Regions from separate parts of the Homo sapiens genome. Here region 1 is linked to region 2. A link is a contact called in ENCODE Hi-C or POLR2A ChIA-PET data. All regions are on one chromosome and are shown on one strand. The core of a region is the stretch at or near the end of the contact, and the rest is flanking DNA. Distances in the headings are between cores, read along the strand shown. Region 1 holds the start of THRB-AS2 (THRB antisense RNA 2). Region 2 holds the start of UBE2E1-AS1 (UBE2E1 antisense RNA 1).

What was found. Hi-C counts contacts between places; a loop is a spot of excess contacts on that map. ChIA-PET counts read pairs that join two places held with the same protein, here RNA polymerase II (POLR2A). Pooled maps may share reads with other maps.
Region 1: a pooled map shows a loop between it and region 2 (2.7-fold over the local background). The contact joins the promoter of THRB-AS2 here to the promoter of UBE2E1-AS1 in region 2. A Hi-C loop is called at or near these places in 4 of 50 pooled maps. POLR2A ChIA-PET finds 5 or more read pairs at or near these places in 3 of 52 experiments (PC-9, activated CD4-positive, alpha-beta T cell and activated T-cell).

The regions. Positions count from the first base shown.
Region 1 is chr3:24,149,837-24,155,622 of GRCh38, reverse strand. THRB-AS2 (THRB antisense RNA 2) reads right to left here and starts at 4,299. Exons shown (of 4, transcript NR_121667.1): 1 at 4,223-4,299. It overlaps THRB (thyroid hormone receptor beta), which reads left to right. Exons shown (of 11, transcript NM_001354712.2): 6 at 3,133-3,233. RefSeq lists a silencer at 2,409-2,609.
Region 2 is chr3:23,805,092-23,810,434 of GRCh38, reverse strand. It overlaps UBE2E1-AS1 (UBE2E1 antisense RNA 1), which reads left to right and starts at 3,530. Exons shown (of 2, transcript NR_046652.1): 1 at 3,530-3,616. It overlaps UBE2E1 (ubiquitin conjugating enzyme E2 E1), which reads right to left and starts at 4,480. Exons shown (of 6, transcript NM_003341.5): 1 at 4,347-4,480; 2 at 3,014-3,198. The coding sequence starts at 3,165. RefSeq lists enhancers at 313-372, 2,965-3,054 and silencers at 3,355-3,534, 3,735-4,034, 4,225-4,354, 4,435-4,544.

The sequences.
Region 1 (5,786 bases), core at 3,050-5,549, 340 kb before region 2:
GCAAGAAATGGTTAAGTTCTCTAGGAGAATTGGTTAGTATGTAATGTTGTCAATCATGTTCAGTAACCTTAAGAGAATCCTCACCTACCTAGTCACTATGTGTGGGACATTATTCCCTGATGGAAGTTATTTAATGAAGAATAATGGACTTAGGCATAATGATTGATGTATCATTGCCTGTGGTGACTGTTTTGGATAAATAAGATGGTTCAGAGTTAATATGTTACAGAAAAGAAAGCAAGGGGTGGGGTGCACTAGTATGATCATGTAAGTAGCTGCCACCAACTTAAGTAGATGTTTCTGTAGAAGTTTTGATGATTTAACTAAAGTCATTTAATCACCTCCACCCATGAAGAAGATAGTCTAGGAGAAATAAGAGAGTAAAGCACACCACCTCTCAGCCTAGCAGTCAGTAAATGAAAGGAGTCCATTCCAGTCACTGATTGAATTATTGTTGGATTCCACAAGAACCTTAAACACCATCTACATAAATTGTTGAACTACAGGTAGGAATAAATCTTCAGTGTCTGGCTGCCAATGCCAAAAGATAAAGCCAGCAGGTCTCATGAGACAGGCTGGGGTAGTATGAGGTGAGAGGGAACTACCTGCATCTTCCCAACTCTGGTTAATGTTCTTGGACACCTTGTTTTGACCCCTCCCAAGTCATGTCCCACAAGTACAGCAGTGTTCAAGTGTATCACAATTGGTTCTCATACCTGAGATTAGACAGAAATGACTTGTACCTCTTTTTCCCTTATCTCTGCATTCCATACTTGATACTAAGAACTTGAAAGTCTTCATTCTGTTGGATTAATTGTGTATAACCTCGAGGTATAAGAGGTTCAGATGTAGCTTTTTTGACAGTATGGGTCTGTATATTCCATCTGCCTTTACCAGGAAGGTGCCTGTTTTCCTAATTGAGTTACTTTGTGGTTTAAAAGTTACTTTGTGTTTTATAAGTAGGTCTTTATATGCACACAAAAGCACATGAGCACACCTCCTTACCAACACTTGTGACTGTGTCATTTTTGTTAAAACCATACTAGTGAGTGTAAAGTGGTATCTCATTGTGGTTTTGATTTGCATTTCCCTGCAATGATGTTGAGCATCTTTTCATGTTCTTCCCTTCATTTTCACCTCTCTTTTTCTCATTGAAGAATGACCAAGGCTACAGAAACAGAACTCAGCTTATGAGTTTACAAAGGAAGAAACCATGTCTTACTCATTTTTGTATTTTCAGCACCTAGAACAATGCTAAGCACATGTAGATGCTAAATAAATGTTTTCTGAATTCATAGATAAATGACTGAATGAACGCGCAAAGCATTCTAGTTCCCTTTTTTCTCTGCCCAGATCCTTCCCAGAATTCCCTTTTTAAAAATGACTGACAAGAGTTTTGAAACCCTTGCAGTGAACTCAACAGATGAATCATGGTTTGCATGATGCAAAAGTAAACTAAGAAAAGCTGTGATATTTAAAAATATAATCCTGTACATTACTAAACCTCACTTTCAAGTCAATTATCTGCCTCCCAAGAAGGAACATTTTTCTAAATTAAAGTTGGAGCAACATAATTTCTAAGAAATTATGAAAAGGATTTATTTCATTCTGTTTCCTTAATGGCTTTTTTTCTGAAAAGCAAGACTTCAGTGACCTAGTTTAATAAAAGGTCTATGAAATGTCACGGTAAGATACACAGTAAGGCATCAGTCATTTCAACCTAGCTAATCTTTATTGGAACAAAGAAGACTTTGCTGAACTGAGTCAAAAAACTTCATAAGGACCATGATAGGGAGAAAGGATTGTTTCTCAGCCTCTTCCTTCTTCACATCCCAACCAATCCTGCCTCATTTTGATTGTTTGGTCTTATGTGAAGCTGTGTGATTCTATATATCACATAATTTATCAATGGTAAACCATTGATAGAGGGGAGAATGAACCTGCCCTCCTGAATCAGCATCTTGTGTCTGGGCATCCTCTCCACAGGAAGCTGAAGGAGCAAAGACAGGAGGGAAACAGGAGGCTTCTGCTTTTGTGCTTTTTAGCTTCCTGAGTCAAGGAATTTAAACTAATAAACTCATTGTCCACTAAAAAAGAGAGTTATCATAGTTGGATTTTCCTTTTTTCTTAATAAACAAAACCTCTGTCATTTCACACTATCCAGTGTTGTTGGATTGCATATCATAATATCACAAGTTTACCTAACTTTTTTAGGTGGCAAAATTCATTCTACTTAAAGTCAACTCTCCATTTTTAGAAAAAGACCAGCATATTACACTGGAGGGCTAGAAATTAAGAGACTGGGGTTTTAGTCCTGCCTGTAATTTCCAGTGAGACCCTGAGGAAGGCCAAACCTCTGCAGGCCTGTTTCTTCACCTTACAAGGACTTCGTCATCTCCCGGGACCTTTCCAGCTATAAAGTTTTCTGAATTCATTGCATGGTACTGTGATTCCAAAGTGGATCAAATCTTGTGAAAACAGGTTTTGAAATAAGCCTTGTTAAATAGATTGTGTTATCTAGAACTCACAGTGCTCAAATCCTGGCCTCTCTGCTTGAGTCACTGGCTCTACAGCCTTCCTGCCATTCCCACCTGCACAGCAAGTGATCACAGCTATCTTTCTTTCTTTCTTTCTTTCTTTCTTTCTTTCTTTTTTTTTTTTTGGCAGAATTTCGCTCTTGTCGCCCAGGCTGGAGTGCAGTGGCACAATCTCAGCTCACTGCAACCTCTGCCTCCTGGGTTCAAGTGATTATCTTGCCTCAGCCTCCTGAGTAGCTGGGATTACAGGTGCCTGTCACCATGCCCGGCTAATTATTTGTATTTTTAGTAGAGAGAGGGTTTTGCCATGTTGGCCAGGCTGGTCTTGAACTCCTGACCCCAGGTGATCCACCTGCCTGGGCCTCCCAAAGTGCTGGGATTATAGGTGTGAGCTATTTCTAAGGCATTCTGAAATCCTGGGCCTATGTTAACTCTATGAGTATAAAATTCTTACCGTTTGGTTTCACTAAGTCTTTACTGTTGTTACCTCTTCCTGGCAAGCCAATTTTGTCTCTGGCCTAGCAACCTTAGCTATAGTGTCTCTTTGACGTTAACATATTATTTTTTAATATTCCTTCTTTTATTTCCTTCACAGGGTACATCCCCAGTTACTTAGACAAGGACGAGCTCTGTGTAGTGTGTGGTGACAAAGCCACCGGGTATCACTACCGCTGTATCACGTGTGAAGGCTGCAAGGTAATTGCCCTGGGTCCACAAGCACAGAGCTTAGCCCAGCTCCAGTCCCCTCCCAGTCCTCTTCCAGAATGCAATGTTAAGTTTAAATTCAAATTAAAATCAAATTCTAACATCCATGGTCTGTGATCATCCAGGTGTCTGGTTGTGCTCTTCATTTTTGACATGTTCAAGAACTGAATTTTTTTCCCAAATCATAAATAACTAAATGAGTGTAATGTCTGGTTTCTTTACTTCTGCAAGTGTTTTTAAAACAGGAAGAGAATCAATAAAATAAAAAGAAATTAATAAAACTCTTACTTTGGGTTTAAAAAGCATAGGTCCTTTTTAACATGTTGTCATCCCGAGAAATGACTGTTTCTCTTCTTGTTTTATCTACAGTGTTGGAGGAGACAGAGTTTACTCTACCACAGGCTGTTTTCTGCTGTTAGTCTGAGTGAATATGCTCATTTTCAAGGGTTCCAATAGGGAATATCTTTGAGGCTACTTAGATTCAGTTATGTTCTGAAATTATCCAAGTTGGCTTTTCGCACAGCCTGCAGTGACTAAGTAGATTCTGGTCATCCATCGGCTAATTTTGTGCTGTACAGTCCTATCTGCAGGAAATACTTGACAAGAATATACCAGTGATCAGTCCATTCACTTCCTGAAACTGAACCTAAATTGGCCTACTTACAAGACTTCATCAACAAAATTCAGATAAGGTTTCTGGAAAATATCTTTTGGTCCAACAATCTAGCCTTGAAAATGAAATCTACCATAAAGGAAAAAGCTTGACCCAGTGCTGTATTTCGTGTCTGTTCAGCTAATGTTTCATAAATAAAGAAGTATTTAAAGTCAGGGAAGGACTTTTAAAATTGTTTACTTGTTAAATACCTTGTCTTTTTTACCTCTTATATTTAAAACTAAATTATCAAGATGTAAACCCTAAAGCAAAAATTGTATTAAATGTATAAAACATTTCACCTTCCCTCCTCTCTCATCCACCTTACCTCTTTTTCTCTTCTTCCGCTTCTCCAACTGCCCCGCTTTGTTCATACCCTTGCTCGTAAAGCCCCCAAATCAACATGTTAGCTCAGTTTCAAATTAAGGTGTTTTCCTTTTCCCTAGTGGAAGATTTTCCATGCAAATTCCCTATGTTTTTGTACGTGACATTAGGAAACATTTAGGAGAAGGCTGCTAAAAATGTTGAGATAATACATCCATTGGAAAGGGGTAATTTCTAAGGTTGCAAGACTTGCTTTTTGGAATGTGGTGTAACATGTTCTTATTTATCCAGACCCCTTTGATCTGGAATTCGTAGTCCTTTAACAAAGACTGGGCTAAAGGTTGCCATTACATCTATGAAAATAATGTCTTAGGGAATTTAATGAATCTAATTACAAGTAAGTTCTGGCTATTTATTAATTAGAGACTTGCAGACAGTCTCTTGAAAGTAGTTTTATTGGCTTGATTTGAAAGTAATAAAACTACATAACTTTAGGTACCTACTCTCATTCCAAAAGTTCGATAATTCAAACTAGACTTTTCTCTAAATTAGTCCCAATTCATAAGGCTTTCCCTACCTTAGTTGCAGCACTGAGATTCTTCTAAATCGGCGCATAATGGGAAATTTCGAATTCTGGGAGAGAGATCCTGATTCCATTTAATATGGAATTCAATTTAATACTTAATTCCCCAAAATGACTCTAAAGAGTGAATGTGCCTTACAGAGGACAATACGTTATTAGTGACTGACTTAAACAAAGAGAGAATTGAGCCTATTAACCTATATCCCTGCCTCACATATGTCTTCAGGATGATCAAGAAATCAACTAGCCTGTTTTCCCTAGATCACAGGATGTTTGGAGCCTGGATCAGCTGAGGTTTTCTTAAAAGAAGAAATCGTGTAGCAAAATCTAGATTTTTTTTCAGATTCTGTGACTTTGTCTCAGGTCAGAATCCTGTTTCTAGGGTTGCCTTCATTGTAAAATCAGAGAAGAGCCTTCCCAGGGTACTTGTGCGGATCACTTAATATAATGACAAAGCATCTTGGAAAAAGACAAACGAGTTTTTCAAGTGAAACACGGTTTTTAAGAGTGGTGAAAGATGAAAGGGTTAATTGTTTCCTATATCGTTTATTCAAACCTGTAATTTAAAAATATTTCTACCCCATACTTGCAATGTGTATGGAGAGAATCCTTTTTGCCAGTTTTCACCCTGAGAAGAGTGAAATCTTTTGGAGATGTCATGTCTGTTGTGATATCCAAGTTTTTACACATCTTTTGTAGAAAGGATATTGATACTGTCCCACAGCAAACTATTTTTAGAGAAAGAATCAAAGCTTTTCAACAGCTGCCTGAATAGTGAACTAGAAGAGTGAGTTATCTCCTTTTCACATTGATCAGTGAATCATCTCAAAGTACTAAAAAATGGATACAGTTCTTCTCAGAATACAAAGAAACATGTCTGATATTGATTTATAAAAGCAAGACCTCTTCTTACCAACAAATCATCAATGAAATATATGTCCTTATTTATTGCCCAGGGCATCTCTTTTGTCAGCTCATCTCTAAA
Region 2 (5,343 bases), core at 2,281-4,780:
GCAGTTTTCTCCCTCCGCACCAACCCTCGACTTCACAAAGGGCCCCATCCCCCACTCATAGGCCGAAGCCACCAGGCAGTTCACACCAAGCCCTGGCCTTTGTCTTTTGCTTACCTAGGCACTTAGAGCATCAATTAATACGACAGTTTAGGGCCTCTAAGCTTCTTCCACCTTCTAAACGGTGCCTAATTTTATAACCTTTCCTCCTCCTATCATATAAAGCCCAATGGGGCTATGTTACAACTTAAAAATCTCACCGAGGCAGCACTGTAGTTAAAAAAATTTTAAACACACACACAGAGCAATCTAATTCACAAAGGATACGTTTTCCTTTCCAAAGGTTTTCTGCGGGTAGGAGGACGGACGAGCTATATGTAATGAGGAACAGGTTTTAAGGACGACGACTGGGGGAGGTTCTATAAACCTTCCTACTGGAGGACATTTCCTGTCCCTACGTATCTGTCAACTTTAGAAAGGGGTTTGTTCACAATCTCAATTGACACGTATTTGTGTCCTGCTAAATTCTACTATCAAAAAGCGTTTCATTTCTGAGACATTCATACTCCCGCTGTTTGACTCATGACTGTACATTAGACTCAAAGTTTGGAAAATTGGTTTCCTGATTCTTTACCTGAATCTTTTCAAATAACTGTATTTTAAGACCTACACACGTAGGCAAAAATTTCCTCCCCGGAGCACAACGCATATAAAAATACATATTGACTTCAGTCCTCCTTGCCAACCCAACTCCCACTATAAAATAGTCACAAAAAAAGGTAGTTGTTTCTTTAATACCTAAGAAGCGTTAATACCAAAAAGCTTTATCAACTTCATCTTGACAGACAGCATTTGCATTTCCAAAAAACTGGCAAGAGATTTGCAGGAGTAACTCATACCTATTTCCAGAGAGTCATTCTTGTTCAGACCACTTGCAATGGGGGCTTTCCTCTACCCACGGTTTAGAAACCACTTTCCAACATGCAGTTAGCAGCCTGTTAGTCTGCCAATTCAGGCTTCTTTTTCACTCCTACTCCTGGTGAATGTGCCCCTTCCAATTCTATGGGCAACACCTACCTTCCAAATCAATATACTTCACAGAACAGCCTCTATAGGGTCCCACTAACATCAATTTTCCCCATTCTCTTTCCTGGATACACTGTCCCTCTCCATTTTTTTACCTTTTTCTATTAACTTTAGGTCTGCTTTAACACTAATAGCTACTCTTTCAGCAAGATTATCAAGGAGCTAAATTCATTGCAAAAACAAAACAAAAGCCCTGATGTTAATTTATAGGTAAAATTACTATTTGTAGCTTCCCACCTTTCATTTTTCTACACCTATCATCTCTTTTCCAGAACTTCCAAATAAATTCTTAACTTGTTTAAAATAAACAAAGTATGTCTAGTGAAAAAAATCCCCCTCTCTGTAATTCACTCACAACAAAAGCAGAGTATTTTCTATTTGATACCTGTGTCTTTACCCCCAAATATATTCATGTACACCAGGGATATCTAGCAAAATATAAAAATGCAAATTACCAAAAGCAAGTATCCTGGCTTGAGCACGTGAGGCCAAAACGTGAATGAGGATCAGAGAGCCTAGAGGATTGAGGTGGGGCGCAGTATTAAGGAAGGGCCCGTCCCAAGTGGGCAGAGTAGATGTCAGGTTCCAGGAAAACCGCACAGGGCTAATCAGTGAGGGTCAGTCAGGCCTCCTGAGAAGCTGTACAATCAAACCAAACCTATAAAAATGAGAACAATCTTGCAGAGGCACCTTGCCACTTAAGACCTCCACACTATTTTTTAAAAGTCACTCCTTCATCAGCCCATGGTTAGGTCACCAAAACACTGCCAAGTTTTCAAATTACAAGTCAGGGAGAATGACAGAACAAACTCTCAAACCCTGACTTCCAGGCTCACTACTCAGTGGAGAGATCTAAAGTCTCATGTTCTACTTTATTTTAAAAATTTTTAAGAAGGGTATCCCTATCCCATCATTTGGAGTTCTTACTATCTTCCTGGTTTGCCACCTTTTTAACAACTGCCTAACTCTGAGAGCAGAAGGATTTATGAAAGGGTGTCTCAGAGCTCCTAGGAATCCACTAAAGATGATTTTGAGGGTCATGGCGATCAGAGGATATTACTGAAGGATGGCAGGGGTAAAAAGTAGCTACCTCCAGAGGCTTAAGAGGAAAAGAATAAAGAAAAAGGGTGACCGCTTAGGATGGCAGGGATAAAAAGTAGCTACCTTCAGGGCCTTAAGAGGAAAAGAATAAAGTAAAAGGGAGACCACTTAAATTGAAAAAATAAGGCAAAGTAACATTTTCACAGCATGAGGACAGCAAATAGCATGAAAAAAAGACAAGTCTCCCTGAAATTGGTAAACTGAAGTTTTTAAAGAGAACCACAAAAATAACCTAGAATAACCATTTTATAGTCACTTACTGATTCATTCATTTGCCTCAACTCTCAGAAAAATCTCTTTAAATTCCACCAGAAAACATCTGTCTTCACCTACTAAATTTTGTACCTGCTAATATGAGTTTCTTATTCCTTATGCAATTTGTGAAGAAAGCTCTATTTAGAAAAGATCATCCATGCAACAGGTGAGGAGAAGGTAAAATGGTCACAGAATTCATTTTGATGCAGTTCTCTGGGCTGGTATTAGTAATTAAGAAATGGGATCATGGCCTTGGGGAAGGTCACAGATTAACCATTAGTAGGACAAGAAATCTGAAATCAGATTTGGGGGTCACTAATAAAAGTAACGAGGAATCTTACAAACTTCAGCAAGAAATGCGAGAGGCAAGCCGCAACAGCTGCATGTGAGCAATGATTTAAAAACAGAAGCAGCAATAGAGAAAATAATTAGGGCTTCCAAGGCCCTTCTTTCATTTTTAAGAACACATAAACCATGAGGAGCGTTTAAGCTATCCTCATTGGGAGGCAGACCAAATGCAGCAAGAGGCAGTTCGGAAATAGGAAGCCTGTGGAAAAAAAAAAGAGCACAGTACCTCTTGGCGCTGGTGGAGAGGAGTTTGGAGTTTTTGCTCATGCTGACTTTACTCTCCTTCTTCTTGGGGGTGTTTGTTTCTTTCTCGGTTTGCTGGTTGGAAGACGAAGATGAGGAGGAGCTGGTGCTGGCCCTCGAATCGTCATCCGACATAGCGAACCCCCCACCCCACCCCGCAAACAGCCCCTGCAGGGGGAGAGAAACAAAACAGAAACACACAAACCATGCAGCCAGTGTAAATAAGGAACTCGGGTGCTGTCAGGAGGGCATTGACCAGGGGCGCACGCGGCCGCCCACCGCCCTCCACTCGCTTTTCAAAGTCTGCAGGCCCATTAAGGCTTTTGCAAATCGGACGCGGCTTGTTTATTTTTGGCCCCAAGTGGGGAACGCTGTGGGAAAACGGTCTGGAGCTAGGAGAGAGGCCCCTCCCTCGCCCCCCGGGGCTCTCCGCTGGGCAGGGAGGGAGTAGCCCGGGAGGCGAAGGAGGGCAGGGCGGGGGGCGCGGGGCGCCACGGCGGGGCAGGGAGGGAAGGTCCCGGCGGCCGGCCGGCCTCGGGGCTGTTTTTGTCCGCTTTCCGGGGGTCGTGAGGGGCCGGTGGCCCGGGTGAGACTGTGGGGCCACGAGCGGAGTTTGGCGAGGTCGGGAAGAGAGGAGGGGCGGGAAGGAGTAAGAGAGGAAGCCGAAACAGGGGGACGGAGGCGGGGAGCGGGTGCCCGGGTGGGGGAAGGGAGAGGCCGGCGGGGGGCAGGGGCGACGAGGCCCGAGGCCCCCCCGCGCCGCGCCCCGACGCCCCTCCCGGCCTGCCTGCCTCTGGCCGCCCTGCTCACAGCTATGCGGCCGGGCGGGGGTCCGGAGCACACGCCCGATCGCCACTCCTGTAGGGGGATAGGGGCTGCGGCGGGGAATGGGGGGGTCGGCCTCCGCAGCGAAGACATAACAATGAGCCCTTCCGCCCCGGAGGGGTTAATCCCCGCGAACCCCCGCCCCTGGGGAAAACGGGGCTCCCCCAACTCCCTCCCACCCCCGCTCCCGGGCCCCTCGGTGGCCAGTGGGGGGCTCTTGGGGCAGCGCTGACAGTTCGAGCCACAATGACCCCCGTCCTCAATGCGGGCGGCCCCCGCACCCCACGCGGCCCGGGGTCCCTGCCCATCCCCCGCGGGCGGGCCCCGGACCCCTGGGGCTCCCCAGCCCCTCTCCGCTCCCCCCCCGCGCCGGCCCCGTGCCCTGCGGCCCGGCGGCCCCGGCGGCGCGAGTCGGGGGAGGCGGCGAGGGGTGTCCCCGAGGCCCGGCGGCGCGGCCGGGGGGCGGCGGGCCGCTGGGGGGATCCCCGTACCTCTCTTTGTGTCTGGCTCCTCCGTGCCGCCGCGGCGGCTGCTGCTGCGGCTGCGGCTGGGCCTGGCCACTCGTGTCTCTCTCTCGCTGGGAGAGAAGCGGAAGTGCAGCAACAGCAACTATTAAACAGGCAATGGCTTCCCCCAGCCACACACGCTCGCACACACACCACTCCTCCGCCGCCGCCTCCTCCTCCTCCTCCTCCTCGCCCTCACCCCTCCCCCACCCGGCCCGGTCCCACCCACCCGCGCTCCCCTCCCCCTGCAACACCTCCTGGGGGTGCGCGAGGAAGACCCAGGAGACCCCAGGAAACCCTGTCCCCCACAGACACCCCCACCCCAGCGCCTCCTCCGGACGCCCGGGAAGGGGGCGAGGGTTGTGAATTTTCTCTTAAGTGGTTTGGGAACCTGGATTCTGGGCGGGAGAGGGGAAGCCGATGGAGATGGGGGGCGCTGGGAGTGATTGGAACTAGATGGAATAGGGGGGTCACGAGAGAAAGTTCTTTCCAATGAGGGCTTTTGGAAAGGAGAGGAGTAGGGAGGTGGCAAATTGGTGAAAACGTTGGTAATCTGGTGGTGGCAAAGACTTTAGAGAATGCAGCGGGTACTCCACCTAAAAAGCGATTAAAGAGAAAAAAAAAATCACACAACAAGGGTTTTCTTTGGACTGACACTTGCTTCTCCTTCTAGCAATTTACCTGCTAGGAGCAGAGGTCAGTTTAGGTATGCCTGTGAGAAAATCCCAAACTAGGAATTTTCTGCTCAGGTCACGCGAGGCACGTGCAGTTTTACAATATTAGATTCTTCCACTCACTTTTTATAGAAAGTGATGTGGTTTTTTATAAGAGTGATACAAAGGTTTTGGTGACAGGTAAAACCAACGTGTAACGGGCTTGCGAATGTGAGACATCACTGGGAATAAGCTATATACTACTGAATTAGACTGGATTTAGAATTTTTTGTGTCATTTTACATTAGATGTAAGGTTTGGTTTTTGGA